2 separate regions of the Homo sapiens genome follow, and region 2 is linked to region 1. The links are chromatin loops, found by intact Hi-C in ENCODE. Cell type or tissue: heart left ventricle. All regions are shown on one strand. Each heading gives the region's core, and the rest is flanking DNA. Links, peaks and the distances in the headings are about the cores only. Region 1 overlaps ALX4 (ALX homeobox 4). Region 2 overlaps EXT2 (exostosin glycosyltransferase 2).

Region 1 (16,890 bases), core at 4,702-12,701:
CACACAGGTGTCATGCGTGATGCCGCTGGGCCGGTCGTGCACCCCCATGGCGTCTGCACTGCCAGTGGCCCTCAGGAGCAGCCTCCTGAAGCTGCTTTCAGGCCTACTCTGGGCACTCACCTCTATGCCCTTTCCTTGATGCCTTGGAGAGGGAGGCGAGAATGCCACAGGCCAAATGTCCCTCTCAGCTTCCCCAGTGTGCACAGAAAGCCAGGAATGAGACGAGTCTGAAGCTTCAGCCCTCAGGATCTGGATGGAGTCAGAAGACCTGGACTAGAGGCATCATTCTGACACTTAATGCCCATCGCTTGGACCTATTTCCAGAAGAAGAAACCGCGGGTCAGAGTGGCTGATGCTCACACCTACCACACGTGCTTGTTGTGATGATCAAAGCTCGTGCACGTGAAAGGTCGTGTCAAATGCTCCCCAAACGTCTTATTAATTGTGTTTGTTCTTTCACTCAACAAGTTCCTTTTCCCCAAGTTACAGACAAGGAATACAGTTCTCGAGGAGTTCACACCCACATCTGCAGACACCCAGTTGGCTGCCCTTCCCTAGGCATCTGTGCACGCCCTGCACATGCTCCTGTGCCCAAGGGCCTGCATGCTTGGAGGACTTCTCCAGGGTCGGAGTCCTCTAATGTTCACAGGGTCTGTGGGTTTGCAAGTCCAGACTAGAAATGTGAATATCAATAATGGCAAAACTACATAGCTAGCACACTAGCCTCTTTATTTCCCACAGCTACCCTATGAGGAAGATCCTAGAAGTATCTTCATCCCCATTTTATAGAGGGGGAAACTGAGGCACATAGCGGGTAGGTAAGCTCTCCTGAGCACACAGCTGGGGAGTCATGGCCATAGGATTCATGGCGGGGCTATCAAGAGTCCATGACCTAAACCAGGGGTCCTTAGCCCCCAGGCTGTGGACCAGTACCGATCCATGGCCTGTTAGTAACCGGGCCGCACACAGGAGGTGAGCGGCAGGTGAGCAAGCATTACTGCAAGTTCTGGCTCCTGTCAGATCAGCGGTGCCATTAGATTCTCACAGAGGCGTGAATCCTACTGTGAACCATGCATGTGAGGGATCTAGGTTGCGTGCTCCTTAAGAGAATCTGATGCCTGATGATTTGAGGTGGAACAGTTTCATCCCCAAACCATGCCCCACCACAACCTTCTCCACCCATGGAAAAAATTATCTTCCACAAAACCAGTCCCTGGTGCCAAAAAGGTAGGGACTGTTGTCCCAAACCCTCTGCCAGGAGGTGAGTGTGTCTGCCTAGGAAGCTCACCAGGCTGTGTGGTGGTAAAGTGGCTTCTTGCCTCACTCTCCCACCCCAGCCTCCACCTCTTCTTTCTTGATGTGTATGGGTTGACTCGTCCTTGCAGTCCTGAGCTAGGAATGTGCCGGTGGGTGGGGGGTCCATCTGCCAGACGCAGTGGCTGGGAGCTGTGCTCATGTACACCCACCCAGGCCCGGGGTCAGCGTGCTGGGGATGAAGGTGCCCGGGCAGCCTCAGTAAACAGTGGGCAGGAGCTGCTTGTAACAGGAAATGTGGCCCATGCCTCAATCCCATGCACCCCCAAGGAAGAAAGACCCTTCTCTTGAACAATAGGTGAGACCAGTGTGCAGGGTTGGGGGGCAGGGAAGGAGGTGTTGACTCCTCAGCACTGGACTCTTGGGGCAGAGTCTCCACAGCTCCTGCTGAACTCCTGGTGGGACTAGGCCAGGAAAGGAGGGGCACTCCTGTCTGCCTCAATCCTGGGTCCTCCTCACCCCAAGCCCCACTGGGCCAGACATGGCTGCTGAATGAGTTTCCCTTCCACCCAGGGAGGCCATGGCACTGGGGTCAGAATTCTCGGGCCCCAGAAAAGTCCTGATGCAGGGAATCCCTCTAGAGAGAGGAGCTCAGGGTCAGTGAGGTGGGGATTAAAGGTCACAGAGGTCAGATTGGCTGCCTTAGGTTCACATAACATTGTTGCTGGAAGGGACCTAGTCTAAGATGATGGTGAAGAGGCTCAGATTGGGGAAGAGATTTGCCCAAGGTCACACAGCAAGTTAATGGCAAGCCAGAATTAGAAGCCAAGTCTCCGGACCTCGCATCCAATGAGCTCTAAGAGGAAAAAGGCAGGGGGTGGCTACCCGAGTGCCCCACTCTCCCCCTGACATTCCCCTTCTCTTGTTTGGTTCAACCATTGGTTTCTGACTTTGTTTCCTCCTCCCTCAGCTAAAGAGAGCTCCCTGGGTGAGCCAGAGTTACCCCCTGACTCTGACACTGTGGGGATGGACAGCAGCTACCTGAGTGTCAAGGAGGCTGGGGTGAAGGGGCCCCAGGACCGGGCCAGCTCAGACCTCCCCAGCCCATTGGAGAAGGCCGACTCAGAGAGCAACAAGGGCAAGAAGCGGCGGAACCGGACCACCTTCACCAGCTACCAGCTGGAGGAGCTGGAGAAGGTCTTCCAGAAGACCCACTACCCAGACGTGTATGCGCGGGAACAGCTGGCCATGAGGACAGACCTCACTGAGGCCCGCGTGCAGGTCAGTGAGGGCCACCTGGGAGTGAGGCTGGTAAAGCAGAGCCTGTCCCTGGGCTCTTGGCTGCAGTTGGGGTCTCCTGACTGCCCACCAACCACACCATGGCTTTCCTTTCCTCAGTTCATTGAGAACCTGAAAGTGGGGGCTCCTAGCCTGCCCCTCATGCCCCTGTCCCAACTAGAGCGACTCTGCTTTTATCCTCTTTAATATTGGGCTTCTGCACTGTGGTGGGGGGTTGCAAAGGAAGGAGGGCCTCCAGCAGAGGGGCAGGAAGGCTGCTGCTGGCTGTTTCTGGGCTTTACACAGTGTAAGAGTCCTGGCTCTTTCACACAGAGAAGGGTTACTTGTCCCTGCTCTAGAAGGCCTATCTCTTAGACAGGAAACAGGACAAACATGAAGACAATGTCCACAGCATCCCAGTGGGCAGAAACAGAGAACAGTTTAGCTCTTCCTTCTGCCTAGATGGCTGCATCCCCCTCCATTTTTCAAGTCCCAACTCATACCTCCTCTGAGAAGTCTTCCTGACCACTGTGGCTAAAGCAGTAGCCCCCCTATTACCAGCCAACAACCAAAACACCCAACCCAGTACAATACAGTGGAACCCAACACTCAACCCAACTCATTGCAACCCAACAGAACACAACCCAATAGAACTCAACTCAACACAACACAACACAGTGGAACTCAACACACTCAACCCAACTCAGTGCAACCCAACACAACACAACCCAATAGAACTCAACTCAACCCAGCACAACACAATGGAACTGAACACACTCAACCCAACTCAACCCATTCCAACACAACACAACCCAATATAACACATTCCAATGGAACTCAACCTAACACAACACAACACAATGGAACCTGACACACTCAACTCAACTCAGTGCAACCGAATAGAACTCAACCCAACCCAACACAACACAACCCAATAGAACTCAACTCAACCCAACACAACACAATGGAACTCAACATACTAAACCTAATGCAGCCCCTTCCAACACAACACAACCCAATATAACACATTCCAACAGAACTCAACCTAACACAACACAACACAATGGAACCTGACACACTCAACCCACTCAACACAACCCAATAGAACTCAACCCAACCCAACACAACAGAAGCAAACCAGCTCACCTTTTGTTACACTGTCCTATTTTATCTTCTTAAAAATTTTTTAAATTTTTTTTGTTTTCTTTTTAGAGACAGGGTCTCATTCTATCACCCAGGCTGGAGTGCAATAAGATGATTATAGCTCACTGCAGCCTCAAACTCCTAGGCTAAAGTGATCATCCCACCTCAACCTCCCAAAGTGCTAGAATTATAGGCATGAGCCACCATGCCTGGGCCCATTTTATCTTTTGGGTATTTTTGTTTATTTTTTTTAAAGAGACTGGGTCTCTCTCTGTCACCCAGCGTGGAGTACAGTGGTGTGATCATGGCTCACTGTAGCCTTAACTTCGTGGGCTCAATGGATCCTCCCGCCTCAGTTTCCTGAGTAGCTGGGACCACAGGCATACACCACCACGCCTGGGATAAGTTTTTTTATTTTTTGTAGAGATGGGGTCTTGCTTTGTTGTCCATGTTGGTCTCAAACTCCTGGCCTCAAGTAATCCCTCACCTCAGCCTCCCATACTGCTGGGATTATAGGCATGAGACACTGTGCCCAACTCCTATTTTGTCTTCTTTACAGGATTGTTGACTGGCTTACGTTATTTTACTTGTTTGTCCCCTCCTACTAAACTGTGATTTCCTTGAGATCAAGCACTGATTGTTCATCACTGTATTCCCACCAATTAGAGAAAGCCAAACGCAGAGCATCAAGTCTAAAAAATAAGTATCCGTGGATCAATCAACCCTTGTCCAGAGAGCTGTATCTGCCCCGACCAGCATGAATTCACAGCAAAGAAAGGATCAGAAAGAAAGAAAAGACCCATGAGTAGCCAAAATACAGGTGACAAAATTCACACACTCAAGTTTAAGTTTCAATTTAACACAAAATAAATGTCATAATCAGTCCGCTTTTCCAACCCAAAGCATGTTGGAAATAGCAAATAAAACGTTGCCACATAGCAGTTTTTCCCTCTCCAGTGGGCCAGAAAAATCAATAGCTTCAGAACAAAGAGAAATCTTTTTTTTTTTTTTTTTTTTAATCAGCAAAGCGCCATGCAGCTCAGTGGGCTGAGCCCTTCAATGTTAGGACAGAGATGCCCCAACCCTGCAATCCTCAGCAGGCCCCAGGGACTCTTGAATTAACTCATGAAAGCATCTTCAGCAGCATTGTTCTAAGGCATCAGTAAAAGATTCATCAGTTACAACCATTTTCTGTTTAAGAAGGCAGAGGCATCTCTAATAGAGTCTACAAACTTTTTTTCCAAAATGGCTAATGTGGAAAAGGACTAGTGGTTATCAGTAAATATGTAGCTGTTCAGAAACTGCAGCTACCAGAAGTGATGCTGAAGAGCTGCACGGTTGAGTTGCTGTAAGTTCCCTGAGGGCAGCCTGCCATTTTTTTTTTATTTTTTTATTTTTTGAGACAGGATCTCACTGTGTCACCCAGGTTGGAGTGCAGTGGTGTGATCTTGGCTCACTGCGGCCTCCACCTCCTGGGTTCAAGCGATTCTCATGCCTCAGCCTCCCAAGTAGCTGTGACTACAGGCATGCACCACTACACCCAGCTAATTTTTTTTATTTTTTGGTAGAGATGGAGGTTTCACCATGTTGGCCAGGTTGGTCTTGAACTCATGACCTCAAGTGGTGCACCTGCTTTGGTCTCCCAAAGTGCTGAGATTACAGGCGTGAGCCACCATGCCCAGCCCAGACTGCCTTTTTTTTTTTTAGACAGAGTCTTGTTCTGTCGCCCAGGCTGGAGTGCAGTGGTGCAATCTTGGCTCACTGCAACCTCTGCCTCCCGGGTTCAAGCGATTCTCCTGCCTCAGCCTCCTGAGTAGCTGGGATTACAGGTGTGCACCACCACACCCGGCTAATTTTTGTATATTTAATAGAGATGGGGTTTCACCATGTTGGTTGGCTGGTCTTCAACTCCTGACCTCAGGTGATCCACCACCTCAGCCTCCCAAAGTGCTGGGATTACAGGCATGAGCCACTGCACCTGGCAAGACTGCCATTTTATTCCCCTCCAGTGCCTAATGAATGTTTGATGAAGGATGACAGGGCAGCTGGGGCTTTCCTGTGAATCCAGAAGCCCTCACACACCCAGATCTCACTTGAATTTGGACAACCAGCCACTCACATGACCTTACATGCCTGAGTTTGGACAGGAATCCTAGCATCTAGCCTGATCTCCAGCAAATGGATTGGGGAGGACCCACAGGTGTAGGTAGAGAAAGGGGCATAGCTGGTTATGGGACAGCCCTGTAGGTGCTGTGTTGGTGTGGGATAAACCTGTTCCTTTTCTGTGCAGTATGTGTGTACATTTGTGTTTGCATATGTGGGTTGCATGCATGCTTCCTAACAAATATATGGGAGTGCCCGGGAGTAGAATTCACTAAGTACTGAAAGAAGAATGACGCCTTGAGTACAAAACATGAAAACAAAGGCGCACAGAGCATTTTTCAGTTGCCACCATACAACTAAAACAGAGTGTTCTCTGCACACACACATGCGCGCGCACACACACACACTTATACCTACTTCCAAAATGGAGTTGAGGTAGCTTACAATTAAAGATTTATTTGTTCAATCTAAAAACAAGAACAATGGCATGAAATGCAGAGGTAATGTGGTAAAAAAAAATTTAGGCTAAGGTTCATGGTTGCCATTGAGCACAAACTTCAACTTGGAGCTTCCTGGCAGCCAAGGCAGAAAGGGAAACTCTGACGTGCTGCATATCTTATCACCTAGTGGGAGGACCACAGAACTATAGAACGGTAGTGCTGGAAATGATCACCCCATCTTCCCATTTGATAGACGAGGAAGAAGAGGCCCATAGGTGGGAAGTCATAACCTGAAGTTAACAGCAGCCACTCAGTAGCAGCACTGCGACTGGAATCCGGGACTCCTGAGTCGCAGCCTAGTGCTTCTTTGACTTTAGTTTGCTGTACAAGGACACATGCCAGATTGTTCAGAGGCTTTTCTTTGTATAAAGGCAGCAGGGTGGGTGGGATCTTCATGTGCGTCAGACCTCTGGGTTGAGCCCTAAGCCTGGCAGTGCCCTGGGGGGGTAAGGGGGTGGTGATGGAACCCCCTGCCTGCCTCTGCTGTGTTTGTTCAGGGCCCATACTCAGCTGGTGGCAAGCCAGGTGCCTGGCGTAGAGTGGTGGTGGGGACAGGGACGGGGCAATGGGGGCCCCAAGATGGACTTTTCCTGGGAAGAAGCCTAGGGTTTGGCCCTGCTCCAGGGGGCTGCAGGGGCCTCTCTCTGCTGTCTGGGATTCCAATCTCTGCAGCTGGTGTCTGAAGACAATAAGACAGAGGCCTCCCCGCCCTGGGCCACCCCGCCCTGGCCCCAGATGGGCTGCGGTTAGCGAGGCCTCCGCCAAGACAGTTGGTTCCTTGCACAGCCCGGTCCTCGGGAGAGGCCTGTGCTGAGTGGGCCCAGGCTGGGGTGGTCCTGAGGTATGACATTCAGACCGGGAGAACAGTGGGGACCTCGTGGTTGGCTGTCCTCCTGGGGCTGCACAGTGGAGACAGGCCTGCGGTGCAGAGCTGGGAGGCACAGGAACGGGCGTGGGGGTTGGTGTGGCATCTGGAAGGGAGCTCTCGGAGCCCCTGGGGCGCCAGGGGTCAGAAATGGATGGACACTCCAAGCCTCAGGACCTGCAGATGTGAGCATAGAAGGGGTCGTGAGGATACCCTTGCTGCCTCCAATTTACTGGGGAGGATATTGAGGACCGGCCAGGCTCACCTAGCTCATGTCTGGATCTGGGCAGAAAAGCCAGAACTGGGTGCGCAGGGTAAGGCCCCAGGACAAAGGAACAGGAGAAGAAGGAGGGAGGAGGTGGGCAGCCCTGCTCCCACCGGTCGCTCACCCGCCTCTCACCATTTCCATCTTCAGCCCTCAAATAAATCCCTCAGCCTGACCTTCTTCCACTCCTGTTCCAAAGACGGTGCTAGCTCTGCTGGCCTCTCCCCCGCCTGGTCATCTGTCTTCCCCAGATAACCCACATCTCCTCCTCCCTCACACTCAGCTCCAGCGAGCCCGCGCCCCACATTCCACTCCCCCACATGGCTCCTCCCTCCACTCTAGACCCCTTTGCCAGGCGCTGGCCACCTCCTTCCCTCTTCGGGGTCCCTCCCCGCCCATCCCTGGATCCTCTGTTCCAGAGCCTGTAGGGACATCTTCCACTTCCACAGTCCCACCATGGGGACCTGGAACCCACAGAGACACAAGGAGAACCCCAACAGTCACAGTGACAAAAAGAAAAAGAGAAGCCATCTCTCTCCGTGCCTCCAGTGGCTTCTCCCCTCCCCCCAGCTTCCCCCACAGAAAACCCTGGGAGGCTGAGGAAGGAGCGGAAAGACGGAGCTAAGCCTGCAGGAAATTAAACATGAAATGAAAACAAGCTCCTCTGATTCATTCTCTCATCCTGGCCCCAGTCTCCCATCCCAGGCCACTGATAAAGAGGGATCCCATTTCAGCAGCACAGAGAGGAGACCCCATCTGTCCTTGGCTCCCAGTGGGCAGCCAGGGCCTGGACCCTAGGAATCCCTGGAGGAAAAGGGGCCCTGGGAGGCCAGGGCAGGGGCTGAGACCCCAAACTGGGGAGAGGGTCCGTTTCTAAGGAAGAGGCTTCTCCTCCCCCAGTCAATGTGTGTGCACACATGCACGTGCGTGTAGCCACACTAGTGGGTACACTCGTGCACGCACACACATGCTTAGGATTAGGGAGGGGAAAGTGAGTTGGTACAGGAGTGGAGAAACATAATAATGTACACCCCTGCTCACCCCCACCCTCCTCACAGTAACATGAGATACATCCCCATCTTCCTTGACCTCTTTCCTCTAGCAAAAGACAGTGAGAAAGGTCAGGAGCTGTAAAGAAACAAATGGGAAGTACTCTAAACATTCTTGGACTGCATTTCCCATCTATCTCCCCTGCTGCGACTATGAGGTACCATTCGCCATGCAGAAACTGAGGCCCTTGGCAATACCAGTGCTCCTATGAGCCTGTCCATTGGCCAGCTACACTGGATGCCCAAAGAGGCCAGGCAGCGTCTGTGAGGAAGCACGTCCACACCTCCTTCTCCCCTCCTCGCAGTGGTTCCTAGGAAGCTCAAAGGCTCTGAGGCAGAGGAATTTTGAGAGCTGACTCCTATATTTAGCTCAGCAGCTGCATTGGTCGTGATGGATGGAGAAATGTTTCCACCTGGAGAGCAGGGACTGGACCTCAGGAAAGTTGGCTTTCTTGATGCCTGGGCCTGGAAGGGCCTGGCAAGGCTCCTTATGGCTCTGCAGCTGAGGCTATTGTCATGGCTCTGTTCTCCCGGTCTGCAGCGTGCTGTCTGAGGTGTGCCCACTTGCATCTGAGTCTGCAAAGCCAGCAGACAAGTGCACATCAAGCTGGCAGAGGCCTCCCTCTGAGGAGCACCACGGTCCATCTCTGAATCAGCCTAAAGCCATTCCTGGCCTGGAAGCTGATCCCTCCTCACTCTCCCTCTCTCACCCACCCCGTCCCCATCACCCCTTCTCCAGATCCTAAGTCATGGGCCAGGGGTAGGGCAGCTCTTGCTCTTGAGCCTTGGGAAAGTTCTCAGCCTTCCAGAAATGCTCGTGCAAAGGAAAAGGACCCAATACTCCCCGTCACCAAAAACCCCAGTGCTCACAGCTGACTCAGAGACCTCCCCTCCCCCGTTGGGCTCCCAATCAGGCCAACATCCCATCCACTTGTGCTCAGTGACGGGTTGGCCTCCACTTCCTCTCACCATCAGGCCACGCTTCTACACAAGATTTTATAGCAACTGCCTCTACAGACAGCACCAAGGGAAAAACCCTTCACTTGGCAGTCAAGGCCCCCTGCGATCTGACTCTGTTTCTTTCTCTCCCACCGCTTCCTTCAAATTGACCTCTTTAGGTTTTTGGAGTATGCCTTGCTGTTTCTAAACCTAGGCCTTGGCTTTCCTCCTTTCAGCCAACCATTCAAGGCCCAGCTCCTGTCCCTCCTCCAGGAAGTCTTCCCTGACTGCCTCTGTTGCCCAGCAGAGCCCCTGTTCTCCCTTTAACACAGGGGAGTTCTGAGCTGGGAGACTGTCTCCAACAAGAAGGCTGCAGACAGGATGCAGGGAGGAAGGCATTGTGAATCTGGACCAATAAGCCTTAGAGAGCCATGAACCTTTTGGAAAACTGTGGCAAAACTGTGTGTGATTGTCTAGGAGAACACATCTGGAGGAGCATTTGTAGCTTTTATCAGCTTCTCCACAGGAGTCTGCTTAGATGACTGCTAAGATGACCAGTGACTTGTTTTATAGGTGGTGACACTTGGCTGCTCTAGATTCTCAAGCTTAGAAAAATAAAAGTTCTGGCTCAGGATCACGCCCATGGCTAGTGGGGGTAAGATACCTTCCCAGCTCAGAGTGGATGATTCTAGATTGTCAGCTCTTGAGGACAAAGACCAAGGTTGATATTTATGTGTGGCCGCACCGTTTCCCAAACGCACTGCAACTGATGGGGGGCTCAAGGGAACAGTTTGCACTGCCTGAAAGTGAGGCCTCCAGGCGGGCATCTCACCCTGGTGACAATGGCTTTTTCGCGTCTTGTAGGTCTGGTTCCAGAACCGAAGGGCCAAGTGGAGGAAGCGGGAGCGTTTTGGGCAGATGCAGCAGGTTCGAACCCACTTCTCCACTGCATATGAGCTGCCCCTCCTCACCCGAGCTGAGAACTACGCCCAGGTAAGTCCCGCCCTGAGCTGCCGCCACCGATCCCCAGCCCCTGGTGCTCTGAGAATGAGCCCCTTGGAGGAGAGCCCAGGCACCCCGAGATGACTTATGGCTCCAGGCTGCCCTTCCGTCTCATTCCAGGGGTGTGCCTGTTTATACCAGAGTGTGGGAGGCCCAGGGTTAATCTATCCAACTAATCATTGAACCAGGCTTGGCTGAACTTTAGGGAAGGGAAGGTTGGGGCAGTGAGAACGGCTCTTTCCTCCACTAGCTTTGGCCACTTTTGCTGTGGGCATCGGAACCAAGGCAGGCAGAAGGCCACCAGGCCCTCAGATACCGCTCGGAGGGTCTCTTCAGAAAGCGAGCTCTGAAATCTCCAGGACTCGTGGCCAAGTTGGAATGAGCTTGGGATTCTGAGTCCGGGGACTTAGGTTATCTTTCCAGCTCCAGGTCTTTCTCACTTTAGGCAAGTCTCAAATCTCTGAGCCTCAGTTTCTTCACCTGTACCTTGGACATGGTAAAAGCATCTGCTCAGCTCTGTTGTCAGGCAGTTGTAAGGTCTAAATTCAATCATGCAAAAGTATTTTGTGAATTGTACAGTTTCAAAAAGCTTGTGTGCCTGTGCTCAGCTTCTGGGGCCCTGTCCTCCCCTCCCCCCAGAGCATTTTCCCTAGGTGTCTGTCAGCCAGTCCCCTGTTCTAGTGTGAGATGCAAGGGATGAGAAGTATTGAGTCACATCAGGCACATGGGATGCTTAGAGAGATGTGTTTTTGGCCAAGTCCAAGTCCTCTCCTGACCCCCACTCAGCCTGCCCAGCAGAAGCGGCTGCTCCCTACCTGCTCAGGCCTCATTCTGGCATGGCCTCCACCTCAGCTCCCAACCTGGCCCTGCTCAGCAGCCAGCCAGTAGCACGGGCGCCCCTGCCTCCTTTACTTCTCCCTGACCTGGTTCTGTGCTAGCAAATGGTCTCTGGCTCTCCAACCAGACCAGCCCTCTGTTCCCTCTCCCCCAGCCCAGGATTCATGGGGCAGGAGGGCAGGGCACAGGCCTGGAGGTGAGGCTGAGGAATATGGGGTGTCTCACACAGGCACCATCAGCATCAGCTCGCACTATGTTCTTCCATTCTCTTTCTCCCCTCTCCCTCCCTAAACTCAGCCTCCCTCTGTCCTCCCAGGATGGAACTCTAGCTCCCTCCTTGGCTTTGAGCTCTGCTGCCTGAGCGCACAGCTGGAGGGAGAACCCAACACAGGGCCCTGTTCACCCCTCCTACCCCCACCTCACCTACAGCACCACATAGTGTGTGCTCAGACCTCTTCTGAGAGGGGGTGATGGAGGCCAACCGGTCCCCCTTCCCCTGCACCGCAGAGAGAAATGCGGTTCCCTCCAGGATGGGGGCTGAGCTCTTTCTCCCTGCTTTAAAATGCCTCCCTCGAGTGTGCTCCAGACACATGCAGGAGGGCAGGCCAGCAGAAGCCCACATGAGGTTACCAGGAATCCCGTGTGCATAAGCTGAGAGGTTCCCGGGTCTCCCCCACACCCTAATTCTACCTCCTTATACGTGCCTAGAAGGTAGAGGAAGATGGGAGCCCCAGGTGAACGTTGGGGAGGGAAGGGAAGCCCAGTGGCACAGATGGAAGATAAGATGGCCAACTCATCCCTGCACATGCCCTCGCCCCTTTGGCACGAGGAGGTCCGGTCTCAGATCTGGCTGTCCACTCCTGAGGCAGCCCCTTCCATCCTGAGTTAGTTCTGAAGCCTCCTAGTTCAGGCCCTGGAACCTCAGCCACTGACCCTTGGTTTCTGAGAGGTTTAGGTCCCTGCCGCCCACCTCACCCAACCCCTCCATCTTCCCTGCTACTGGTGGGGGCCCAAGGGAACCTGCGAGGCCAAAGCTCTCCGAGTTGAGGTCTGCTCACCTTGCTCAGGTGCCTATGGATGTGAGGGGCCTGGGGAGGAGCTGGAGGTGAATGAGACACAGCTGCCATCCGCAGATGGAGGCCAAGTCTACAGTTGAGTCTAAAAATAGGAAGCCAGCTGGGGGGTGCTGGGGTGTCACCCTTCCACTGGACCCTTAATGAAGCCTGAGGTCACTCTTTAGAACTGAATTTCCCTCTGCTGCTAGCCTGGCCCTGGGAACAGAGATGCCAAGGTGTAAAAGCCACCCCCACAGGGGTATCTGGATGTCCATCAAGGCTAAACACTCAAGAGGGGCTTCATGGGAAGGATGGACAGTGAGGGGAGAGGTGCTCTGGGGGAAGGGGCGAGCCCCTTCCACACCACACCTGCCCGCCAGCCGGTGACATCTCTCCCTTCCTCTCCCAGATTCAGAACCCGTCCTGGCTCGGCAACAACGGGGCTGCCTCACCAGTGCCAGCCTGCGTGGTCCCCTGCGACCCGGTGCCTGCCTGCATGTCCCCTCATGCCCACCCCCCTGGCTCTGGGGCCAGCAGCGTCACCGACTTCCTGAGTGTGTCTGGGGCTGGCAGTCACGTGGGCCAGACGCACATGGGCAGCCTGTTTGGAGCAGCCAGCCTCAGCCCAGGCCTCAATGGCTACGAGCTCAACGGCGAGCCGGACCGCAAGACCTCGAGCATCGCGGCCCTCCGCATGAAGGCCAAGGAGCACAGTGCGGCCATTTCCTGGGCCACATGACAGGGCACCCCTGCCCCGTCCCCACCTCGGGACACCATGGGCCACGCCCATGTTTTCCAGGCCCCCAGCCTCCCACTCGACTTTCCTCTTAGGAACCTGGCCTGGGCCAGGGGCCTGACCCTCAGCACTTTCAGCCGCCCCAAGTCTGAGGCCCCGTGGACTGCTGGGAGGGAGGGGGCAGCAGGCCCCTGGCCCCTCCCTGGCACTGAGGCCCTGACCCCTGCTCCCGGCCACAGGCAGTGGAGAAAGCCAGGTGGCCACGTTTTTCAGCTTCGCATCCATGATAAGCTGAAAGCGCTTTCTTGCTCCCGCCCACTCCTCTGCTCTGCCTAGTTGACCATGAGTCAATGCTAGATTTCCATGCAGACCCAGCAGCCTCACCAGCCCAGTCTTGTCCATCCTTCCCGCTCCTAGTGGGGTCCCCTGGTCACCAGGCCGGTGGCTGTGTGTCTGAAGCACAGGCTGCCCTGCAGAGCCAGCCTCCTGCCCTCCCATCTTTCTCTCCCTGAAAGCACACGGAATCCGACCTGCTGGGGCCAAGGCGCCAGCCTCCACCTCCCCCCGAACAGTGACGAGTCTGACAGAGCCTGGCTGACTGCATCCTGGCTGTCCCCTAGGCTGGATACACCTGGAGAGAGTGGGCAGAGGATGACAGGAGCTGGAGCCGAGGACCCCTGCTGCCATCTAGCAATGCCAGTCCCCAGGGGAGACACGGGCCAGCCCCTCACTGGACACTATAGGGGAGGAGCCAGACCTGAGGGAGGCTGAGAACACAGATGCCACAAGGGCTCCCATGGTGCTAGAAGAAGGAAAGGTCCTGGGAGAGGGGGAGGCATCCGGGTGGGGCGTGGGCCCGGGCAGTCCTCCCGCTCTCCGGCCTGCCTGGCATCTGGTACAGCGGGGAGGTCTGGGCAGCTTTGTTCTCCATCCAGAGCCCAGTCAGGTTCCCTCCAGGAGGATGCGGAGGGGCTCGTCTCTTCCCTGCCCTACCCTGGCCCCTCCCTGGGGCTGCTCAGCAGTGTCCCGGCATGGAAGGACTCACAACTTCGGAACACATAAGCTAGAGCTTGGGGGCCGGGTGGCAGAGGGTCAAAAGCTGCGTGCAGGCTTTGCTAGAGGACGTGTGGCCATGCTCGGCCTCCAGGCCCTGCTATGGCCTCAAACTGACTGTCCTCCCTGCCATATCTGTCAGTGTCATCGCTGCCCAGAGCCTTCCACGGCAGATGGGGGCTCTGTGTCCCTCCAGGCACTAGGAGGTGTTGCTCTTCTCCACACAGCTTTCCACACTCCGTCCTTACACTTCTTCCACAGGGACCAGGACTCTCTGCCCTCTCTCCAGCCTGCGGAAGGGCTCCTGGCCTGGGCTCCTCGGTGTGGCTTTGCTATTGCAAATGGGGCTGTCAGGATGCCCTCCTGAAACCAGGCTTCCTGCCTCCAGGAAGCGGGGCTCTGTGCCTGCCTGCCCGACCCCTGTAGCTTGGGTCTGGCCCTGAGCCCCAGCCCTCACCTCAGCTGGGAGTACACAGTAACCGTCCAGAGGCAGGCCTGTCAGACCCCAGGTGGGGGGTCCCTCCAGCAGGCAGCGCCCCGCATTGAAGCGCTCGCCTTTTCTACCTTCTCCCTTGATTCCTGTCATGGAGTAGGGCCAGGCCCACTATGCTCAGGGTCGTGGACACAGAAAGGCCTCCTGGGTTGGGCGGAGGGTAAACTTGGTGTTGTTGAATGAGGGTCTCTGGGGTTGGGGGTGACAGTCTCCCGCCTGCCTGGTGTTCTCATCTGCTCTAGAAACCAGGCTGAGGAAGGGTCTGGCTGTGGCCTCCCTTAATGAGTCAGACCTCTTTGTGAACCGTAGCTCTAAAATGGATCTTATAGAGGTGAAAGGGTCTTGGACATTGAATTAAATGTTCTTGGAGGCTTGGCTTTAAGTGTTTCAAATATTTGAGGATTTGGAGTGACTTTTGGGAAGTTTTTTCTAGTTCTGAGGTTCGCTGAAATGACCCAGACTCCCCCAAAATCTAGCCAGGGAAAGGAAGAACTTAAGGCTGGGAACAGTTTCCCCATTTCTCCCCCCTTTCCTTCTGAAATGCTCATGGCTGAGGAAGGATGGGGAAGGAAGGAACTTTCACCTTGGGTCTTTCTCACCCATGAGAGAATCAGGACAAAGAGGAGGAGAGCCAGGTAGCTCCAGAGTGGGCCAGGAGGGAGAGCAAGGGAATCAGGACAAAGAGGAGGACAGACAGGTAGCTCCAGAGCAGGCAGGGAGGGAGAGTGAGAGCTTTAAGGGGGCTCTTCCGCAGTGGCCCCCGGCACTCAGTTCCTCCATGCGTCTGCTCTCTGGCTGGGCTAGACCCAAGTCAGGCAAATTTCAACCCAAAAGCTTGAGAAGAAAAGGCGTCTATTAGAAGACTCTGTGGCTATGGCTGCCTGTCCCAACACACCCAGGAAGTGTCTAGGATTAAACATGCCAATGTGAAACATTCCTGTTCATCTCGTCAAAGGCAGCCACGTACCCCAGGCCTGTCCTCTGTGGCTTGGCCCAGCCCTTGGGGGCCACCTAACCACACTAAGTATGATAGGACCACCGAGTTGGGAGGAAGCTTAGAAACCCTCTAGTTAGTCCAGTCCCTTCACAACAGAGAAGACCCTGGCCCAGAGTGGAGACATGACTGCCCTGACCTGTACTTGCCCTGAGACTAGGCTGAGAGAGGAGCCTGGGACGTGCCACCCAGGGTGTGAGGGCCTGGGCTTCGTTGGCACCAGGGGCGGCCGGTGCTGCATGGAGCTCCCCTCTCCAATGCCTCATGGGCATTCACTCAGCAGCTCAGTTCTCCAGAAGAGAACCTTGGGGCCCAGTCCCTTCCAAGACAGGTGGCTAGGCCCAACCTTCTGCACTGCAGAGCAGGGGGCCACTGCCGTGTCAGCTCCTAGGATGACTGAGCAAGTCAGGGCAGCTGCCCAAGGCCATCTGGAGCTAAAGCTCATGAAGGCAGGTGGAGAGAAGCATCTACCTGCCACGTGGTTCATTGCTATGCGAATAAGCTAAGAGAGGTGAGGATTTCCTTTGGATACCTGCCTAAGATCTCAACAGAGATGGCAACTTAAAAATAAAGTCGTGGGTAGCCGGCAGATGGATGGGCAGCCTCCCCACACTGACAGCCTCCAGTCCCTGCTGGGCACAGGTCTCAGCATGGCAAGGCTTGACACTAAGGTGCTGCTACTGCCCTCCAGATGCCAGCACTACTCCTGGGGCATGGGAGCGAGGGCTCTGGGGGGCACACAGAGAGGCTTGTCTCCAAGGCTGAAATAGCACTTGGAGGACATGGGCTTTTAGAACTTTCCTTGAATTCTTTTAACTATACTTGATTCTCAGCGCTCACTACCGTGCCTCCAGCTTCGGGAAGCACGGTGGCCAGGTTAGCTCAAAGACACTGCGATGGGGTAGGTGCAGCAAGTGTGGGGTGGGTCCCCAGCACACACAGCTGTGATCACACTGGACCCAGCTCCGTGCCCCATCTCCTGTCATTTCGGCTGGGCAGACGAGGGACGCTTCCATGAAAACTACGTACCCTGCTTATGCAGTCATTCCCTCCCTGGGCTAGACAGTGGGGGGCCATCTTCGAGAACCTGAAAGACACGCGGGGGTTCCTGGTCTGTTTCATGGCCCTTACTGTCCAGTGCAAAGGCAAACAGGCCTAGCTGGGGGAGGATGGTTGGTAAACTGGCCCCCAGGATAATACTCTGTGACTATCCAGTTAAAAAATAAGAAGGTGACAATGACCCATCAACCCCACTTCACTTCTTTCAGGATGCTGTAGGGAGGAAAGGTGCTTCCATGACCTAACCTCGGCCTCTCCTTTCTTC
Region 2 (8,000 bases), core at 1-8,000, 53 kb after region 1:
GTAAGAACCGAGTTTCTCTCTGTCCAAGATGAACTCAAAGGGTGAGCCTTTCCTAGAACCCATCCATGGCAAGATGAGATAGGAGGTTCCATGTGCCATAAAGAAAAACCCTTCTGCAGAGACCCTCCTGGATTCCCAACAGACTGAGGCACATTTTCATATTTAAGATTCTGGAATGTAAATCTAGGGAGGTAAGCAGTTAATTTCTTATCAGAAGGATCATAAGCACAAGCCTGTGAGAAGCATGTCCAAGACTTGTTTTGCATTTTTATTTTTAATTATTTATTTTTTTGAGACAGGGTCTCACTTTGTTGCCCAGGCTGGAGTGCAGTGGCACGATCCTAGACTCAAGTGATTCTCCCACCTCACTCAGCCTCCTGAGTAGCTGGGACTACAGGTGAGCGCCACCACACTTGGTTAATTTTTTTTTTTTTAATTTAATTTTTAGTAGAGATGAGGTCTCACTATGTTGTTCAGGCTGGTCTTGAACTCCTGGCCTCAAGCCATTCTCTCACCTCAGGTTCCCAAAGTGTAGGAATTACAGGAATGGGTCACTGTGCTCAGTCATCTGCTAGTTTTTAAAGGAGGTTATGAAGTCTAATTCTAGGATATGTCATTTCTATTTTTCAATTGTTGTAGTGAGAAGAGAAAAAGTGGGATCATTTATTTAGAATTGCAGATTCTAGGCCGGGTGCAGTGGCTCACACCTGTAGGCCCAGCACTTTGGGAGGCCGAGGCGGGCAGATCATCTGAGGTCAGGAGTTTGAGACCAGCCTGGCCAACATGGTGAAAACCCCATCTCTAGTAAAAATACAAAAAAATCAGCTGGGCATGGTGGCAGGTTCCTGTAATCCCAGCTACTCGGGAGGCTGGGGCAGGAGAATCACTTGAACCCAGGAGGCAGAGGTTGCAGTGAGCCAAGACTGTGCCACTGCATTCCAGCCTGGACAACAGAGTGAGACTCCATCTCAAAAAAAAAAAAAAAAAAAAAAGAATTGCAGATTCTATAATCTCTTACTCTCCTTGAATACACATATAGATAGCCATAAGTTTTACTAATTCTGTTTAAAATATAAACGTTATACAGCATCTCAGCTCTGGAATTCTCCAATTAGTGAGGCCCCCTCATCACTAATTAAATCTGAGCTATGGAGTAAGCTGGTCTTTTCCTTCTCCTTGGTTCTTCAATCCATTCAAACACTAAGTCTATAGATTTTCCACTAGCACAATCTCCAGTCTCTGCAACCTCTAAGTCATCTTGTGATCTGATGGCTTTTACCATATACTTCTCTAAAAACCTACAACACCTCTTTTCTGCCTGTCACATTAAACTTTTCAGTTGACCTCTCAGCCTGCACCTCCGCTGGCCCTCTATTACCCTAAGCAGCCTAGCTTCCACTGCTCACCAAAACAAAATTCCTACTCTGCCACACCGCTATGATGATGGGTCCCCTGTACTACCACACACACCAAGCTCATTCTCCTTTGGTGTCTTTCTTCTTGGTGCTTCCTGCATCAGGAAACCCCACTCAAAGATGGTTTTATGTTCTCATGAAAAAACTGGGGCATTCCATGCTATTTTGCGGTCTTCCATGGTTCTTTGAGAGTATGTACTTGTTATTACCTTAGGAAGTTGTGAACAAAGTAATACAAATAAATTCTCACAATGTATTAGCACTCAGGAGGTTTTACCAGTGCTACCACCTACAAGATGCCCAGGTTGTAAAAGGGAGAGCATCAATATTTTGTGTGCCTAACAACACACAGTTGCTCTGGTGAACTCGTATTCTCACATGAATAGGAATTCATTCACTGACTTTATAATGAATATTCTTAGCCAAGAGCATTTCACATCTCTCAGGTGAAAATGTTCAACACTTAAGTGCTACTAGTAATTTTTATGGTTGGAAATGAGGATCAAAGAATGAAAGAAAAAATAAATTCACAGATTCATACATTCAGCCAAGTCTCCATGGCTCATTTTCTGCCACATGTTTTAAACTGTCTCTCTCAAAGATGGAGGAGGGGAGGAGGAATAAGTTGCTTTTTATTTCCCAGCTCTCAGATCTGAAATAAAAGCAGACAGACTTGGAAAAAAAAAATCAAACATTCAAGTAACACTATACACTGCTACTGTTCCCCTAGGAGTCCCTCGCAAATGAGTATCAAGAACTCAATAGATACTTTCCTAGTAAAATACATAAACAGATAAATAAATTATCCCAGGCTGAAAAGAATTTCCACATCTGGTAGCTCACTAGAGCTTGTCAAACAAGTCAGAAACACACAGGGCCAGAGAAGATCATTCCTAGCTCCTGATTTCAGGGCTGGAGAGAGAATGGAACATTTCCCAAAGCGCTTTGCCTTCCAATAGGAAATACGACCCATATAAACACACAAATAACCCCTCTGTTTTCTTCCAATTAAATAAATAATGATACCCGGTATTCGGTCCAAATGTCTGTGTGCTCAAGTCACAGACACTGGAAGAAAACAGGCTTTCCTACATGGTCTAGCCTTTCATTCCCAAGAACTTGCTATGGTGTGCCTTTAAGGATTATATTCAATGTACATTTAACACCCCAAAGAAGTAACTTAACCTCTGTGCACTTCAGTTTTCTCAGCAATAAAGCCTGAAGTGACAGGATGATCCTAAGATCTTCACATTCTGACACTGTGTTTCTTTTAAACAGAGCTTTCTGACTGGGGTGCTATGAATGGGTAATGCTCATGTAAAGAGCTAATCCTCACCCATCAGCAGTGAGGCCTCGGGTGGGTCACATCTAGTGTGCCGCAGCCTTGTTTGTGTATCCCAGTATAGTGTATTGGCATCATCTATTTGTGCAATGATTTGACAAAGGATGGAGAAAGGACTGTTGTGGCTCTAATAACTTTCTCCTGGAGAGTGATTCTAGAGTGCACTATCAATTTTCAAGCTAATATCCAGGTAGATCTCCCTCATCATTTATCTTACATCTCTTCCCTCTTACACTAGGCCCAAGTTTCTCTCATAGCTCTCGGAAGTGCAATCTGTGAACTGGCCTTTAATCACTGCTTTATGTTCCTTTAGCAAGACCTGGAGCCAGTTGCTTTAAAATGGTCTCTGTAAATCAATTCTTCCAACCCTTTAACATAAGCACTGCCTTCGGATGCCTTTGCATTTGTGAAAAACATGCTGGAAGTCTAGGGCTTGAATCTGCACGTTATTCCTCAGTACAGGCATCATTAGAATCCTGAACGAAATAAGATCTGGTTCACCATATTCGGCTCTCTCTCCTCCATTAAAATAACTTCTTGTTTTCTTTCTTCAATTTCAACATGCTGTTGGCTATCACCTGCAAATATACCCTTATCTTAACACATGCAATCTCTCTGTGTTCCGCAAGAAAGTGAAGGAATCTGACATTTTTTATGCATTGAAGTTTGGTACTTTTCCATACGGAATCACACCTTACAGATCTGCCTGTACTTCTGATGGCTTAGAATCATTACAACCAAAGGGATCTCAGGAAGTCACTTGGTCTATTCTTCTGCATCCAAGCAGACCTAGTAAAACCACTCTAAATGCTGGGGGATTGCTGGCTTCCTTCTCTTAAAAATTCCCAAATGGGGCCGGGCGCGGTGGCTCACGCCTGTAATCCCAGCACTTTGGGAGACCGAGGCGGGTGGATCATGAGGTCAGGAGATCGAGACCATCCTGGCTAACAAGGTGAAACCCCGTCTCTACTAAAAATACAAAAAATTAGCCGGGCGCGGTGGCGGGCGCCTGTAGTCCCAGCTACTCGGGAGGTTGAGGCAGGAGAATGGCGTGAACCCGGGAAGCGGAGCTTGCAGTGAGCCGAGATTGCGCCACTGCAGTCCGCAGTCCGACCTGGGCGACAGAGCGAGACTCCGTCTCAAAAAAAAAAAAAAAAAAAAAATTCCCAAATGGAAGACTCCTCTCTCTCCAGGCCTCTTAAAAATTCTTTGGGGCAACAGCTAAAAAGGTCTGCTGCATGATTTCTCTTTGATTCTCATATAGTAAATACTGTATTTAAACCATTTTTAATTTTAAGTAGGATAATGAATTTAACTATTACAGAAATGACAAAGGCTACAGAAAAAAGAAGAAATAGAGATGCTTATTTCAGAGAACAAGCAAGGGGATATTTTGATTATGCTAAAGGTGCTGAGGTAGCTAGACTTACCTAACTGGCCTAGTAAGAACATTAAATCCACAGGTGCATATGCGCCCTCTTTTTAATCACACACAGAACATTTACCAAAATAGACCTTTTATGGGGCCATATAGTTTCAATAAATTCTAAAATAATAAAATCGTAGAGTATATTTTCTGACCACAGTAGAATCAAACCAGAAATCCATAAAAAAACTATTAACTTAAAAATCTGACAAAAGTAAGCAATGTACTTTTATATAAATATGTGTCAAAGAAGATAATACAATGGAAATCAGAAAATATTTTGAGCTTAAAGACAATAGAAATATGACACATCAAAATCTGGAAATGCACCTAAGGCAGCAATTGAAGAGTAATTTATAGCTTTATATGCATATATTAGAAAAACAAATATTGAAATCAATGACCTGATCTATCAAGTCAAAAGGCTAGAAAACAACAGCAACTTAAATTCATCAAAGGAGAGAAAGAAATTAATCAAGAAAGGAGTAGTAATTAAATACAAAAAAAGCACAACAGAAAAATCAACAAAACTCAAAAGTTGAGGCCAGGTGCAGTGGCTCATGCCTGTAACCCCAGTGCTTTGGGAGGCCGAGGCAGGAGGATTGCTTGAAACCAGGAGTTCAAGATCAGCCCACAACAACATAGCAGGAGCTTGTCTACCGCCCCCACCCCCCGCCAAAAAATAAAATTAGCCATAGTGGGACAATTCTGTAGTCCTAGCAACTGGGGAGACTGAGGTGGGAGAATCACTTGAGCCCAGGAATTTGAAGTTACAGTTAGCTACAATTGCACCTCTGCACACCAGCCTGGGTGACAGAGTGAGACCCTCTGTCTTTAAAAAAAAAAAAAAAGTCAATTCTTTGAAAAGATTATGGATAAACCTCCAACAAGATTCATCATGAAAGACATAAAACAAAAATTGCCAGTATCAGGAATGAAAAAGAGTACATCATTCCAAATCTTACAGGCTTTAAACAACAAGAGAATATTACGAATGACTTTATACCAATACATTTTGTAATTTAGATAAAATGAACAAATTCCCTGGAAAATACAATTTATCAAAACCAACACAAGAAGGAAATCTGAATTGTATTAGAGACATTAAAGAAATTGGGTCTGTAGTAAATATGCAAGACTGCTGGTTGGGAACGAAGGGAACATGGAATGGATAGAAGAAAAAAGTTACGGCCGGGCATGGTGGCTCACGCTTGTAGTCCCAGCACTTTGGGAGGCTGAGGCGGGCGGATCACGAGGTCAGGAGATCGAGACCATGCTGGCTATCACGGTTAAACCCCGTCTCTACTAAAAATACAAAAAATTAGCCGGGCGTGGTGGTGGGCGCCTGTAGTCCCAGCTACTCGGAGAGGCTGAGGCAGAAGAATGGCGTGAACCCGGGAGGCGGAGCTTGCAGTGAGCCGAGATTGCGCCACTGCACTACAGCCTGGGCGACAGAGAGACTCCGTCTCAAAAAAAAAGAAGAAGAAGAAGAAGAAAGTTACAAATATCACCTATGGTCTGGAGATCAAGCAACAGAAGCAAAGAATGTGGCACCTATGCATATTTTCTCCTTTCCTTATGTATATATATTTGGATATATAAACCAGTTTATTTTTCCTCTTTTCTAATTACTATTTGAAATAAGAAGTATTGCTACAATTTATTCAGGTTACACAATTTATGTAAATTTATACTATTTATTCTTTGGATGTTGGTGGTTGGTTCAGCTTCTTGAGTCTGTACATTTATGTCTCTTGCTAATTTGGGACGTTTTTAGCCATTATTTCTTCAAATATTTCTTCAGTCCCACATTCTTTCTCTTCTTCTAAAATTCTAATGACACAAATATTATATCTTTTGTGATTGTCCCACAAGTCTCTGAAGCTCTGTTCATTTTTCGCCAATCTATTTCTTCTCTGTTGTTCACACTGGAGAATTCCTATTGATTTATCTTCAAGTTCTCCAGTTTTTTCTTGTTATCTCCATTCTCCTATTGAGCCCATCCAGTGAGTTTTCAATTTTAGGTATTGTAATCAGTTTTGAAATTTCCATTTAGCTCTTCTTTATATCTTCTGTCTTTTTACTGAAACTTTCTGTTTTCCATTTGTTTTGACAGTAGTCATAATTGCTTATTAGAGGCTTTTTTTGTGATAACCTTTTAAAAATCTTTACCAGATAATTCTAACATCTGTGTCACCTTGTTGGCGTCTGTTAATTATCTTTTCTCATTGAAGTTGCAATTTGCCTGGTTTCTGGTATGATGAGTAATTTTGGAACATTCTGAGTATTGCTATGAGATGCTGGATCTGTACACTTTCTCTGTTGGTCTGTTTTCTACTTCACTAATTTAGCATTTAACTAATTTAGCTTTCTTCCTTCTACTTGCTTTGAGTTTAATTTACTCTTCTTTTTCTAGGTTCTTAAGATGGAATGAACTTTTGGTCACTGCTTTTAGACTTTTCTTCTTTTTATAATATAAGCATTTAATGCTATAACTTTCCCATAAGCACTGCTTTAGCTGCATCCCACAATTTTTTTTTCAAGTTTTGAAATAGAGTTTACTTACAATAAAAACTATCAATTTTAAAGGTATAATTCATTGAGTGTTGACAAGTGTATATAATGATATAACCACCACCATATCATAATATAAAACATTTCCATCACCTGAAAAGCTCCTTCTTGCTTTTTTGTGGTCAATCCCATCCCCCAGGCCTGGCAATGTAGTTTTTTCTACTCTAGAATTTCATATACACGGAGTCATACAGTCAGTAGCCTCCTACATCTGACTTTGTTCACTTAGCATAACACTTCTGAGATTTATTCATGTTGCTGCATGTATCCATTTCTTTCTTTCTATTGCTGTGTAGTACTCCCCTGTATAGATACTCCACATTCTGTTTATCCATTACCAGCTGATGTTTCTAGTTTAGGGATCTTATAAGTCTTTATGCAGACATATGTCTGCACATATATATTTCTTTTGGAAGCTGGGTCATATAAAAAATGTTCTATATGCCGAACTGTTTTCTAAATTGGTTGTACCAGTTCACATTTTCACCAGTAATGTATGAGTTCAAGTTGCTCCACAGCCTCACCAACACTCAGTATTGTCATTCTTTTTAATTTTACTTATAGCCATTCTAGTGGAGATATAGTGGTAACTCAATGTGCTTTTATTTTAAAACTGTTGTAGTGACTATGATGTTGAGGACTTTTTTTGTGTGTCATCTTGTACCTCTATATCATCCTGTATTTATTTATTTATTTATTTATTTATTTATTTATTTATTTATTTATTTATATTTTTATTTTTTTAAGACGGAGTCTCTCACTGTCGCCCGGGCTGTAGTGCAATGGTGCGATCTTGGCTCACGGCAACCTCTGCCTCCCAGATTCATGTGATTCTCCTGCCTCAGCCTCCTGAGTAGCTGGGATTACAGGCTCATATCACCATACCCGGCTAATTTTTTGTATTTTTAGTGGAGATGGGGTTTCATCACGTTGGCCAGACTGGTCTCAAATTCCTGACCTCGTGATCCGCTTGACTCAGCCTCCCAAAGTGCTGGGATTACAGGTGTGAGCCACTGCGCCCAGCCTATACCATCTTTTAAAAAATGTTTCAAGCAGTAATTTTTGCTCAGTCTACCTTTCCCCCTCTGTTTAATCCTATTCTCTTTCAGCTTTTAAAAAATGTTATTCTTATTGACAAGTAATAATTGTATACATTTGTGGGGTACAATGTGATAGCTCCATAAACATTTACATTGTAGAAGAGCAAATCAGACTAATCCATCACCTTGCATACTTATTTCTT

What was found. Peaks named below come from ENCODE experiments on the same cell type or tissue, not always from the same donor. Only the 100,000 strongest peaks of a DNase experiment are listed, where the experiment ranks them.
Region 2: a loop joins it to region 1, with 4 times the contacts of the local background. A loop is called at or near these places in 3 of 110 quality-filtered maps.

The regions. Positions count from the first base shown.
Region 1 is chr11:44,260,993-44,277,882 of GRCh38, reverse strand. It overlaps ALX4 (ALX homeobox 4), which reads left to right. Exons shown (of 4, transcript NM_021926.4): 2 at 2,225-2,535; 3 at 10,261-10,389; 4 at 12,700-16,890. The coding sequence ends at 13,029. Among named protein-coding and RNA genes, the nearest start is that of ALX4, 41 kb to the left of the region's middle. RefSeq lists a silencer at 8-325 and enhancers at 5,669-9,506, 15,571-16,070. In heart left ventricle, for the core only: no CTCF peak of the experiment used is centred there; a DNase peak (open chromatin) is centred at 7,782; H3K27ac peaks cover 259 bases.
Region 2 is chr11:44,211,786-44,219,785 of GRCh38, reverse strand. All of the region lies in intron 10 of EXT2 (exostosin glycosyltransferase 2), which reads right to left. Among named protein-coding and RNA genes, the nearest start is that of ALX4, 94 kb to the left of the region's middle. In heart left ventricle, for the core only: no CTCF peak of the experiment used is centred there; no DNase peak of the experiment used is centred there.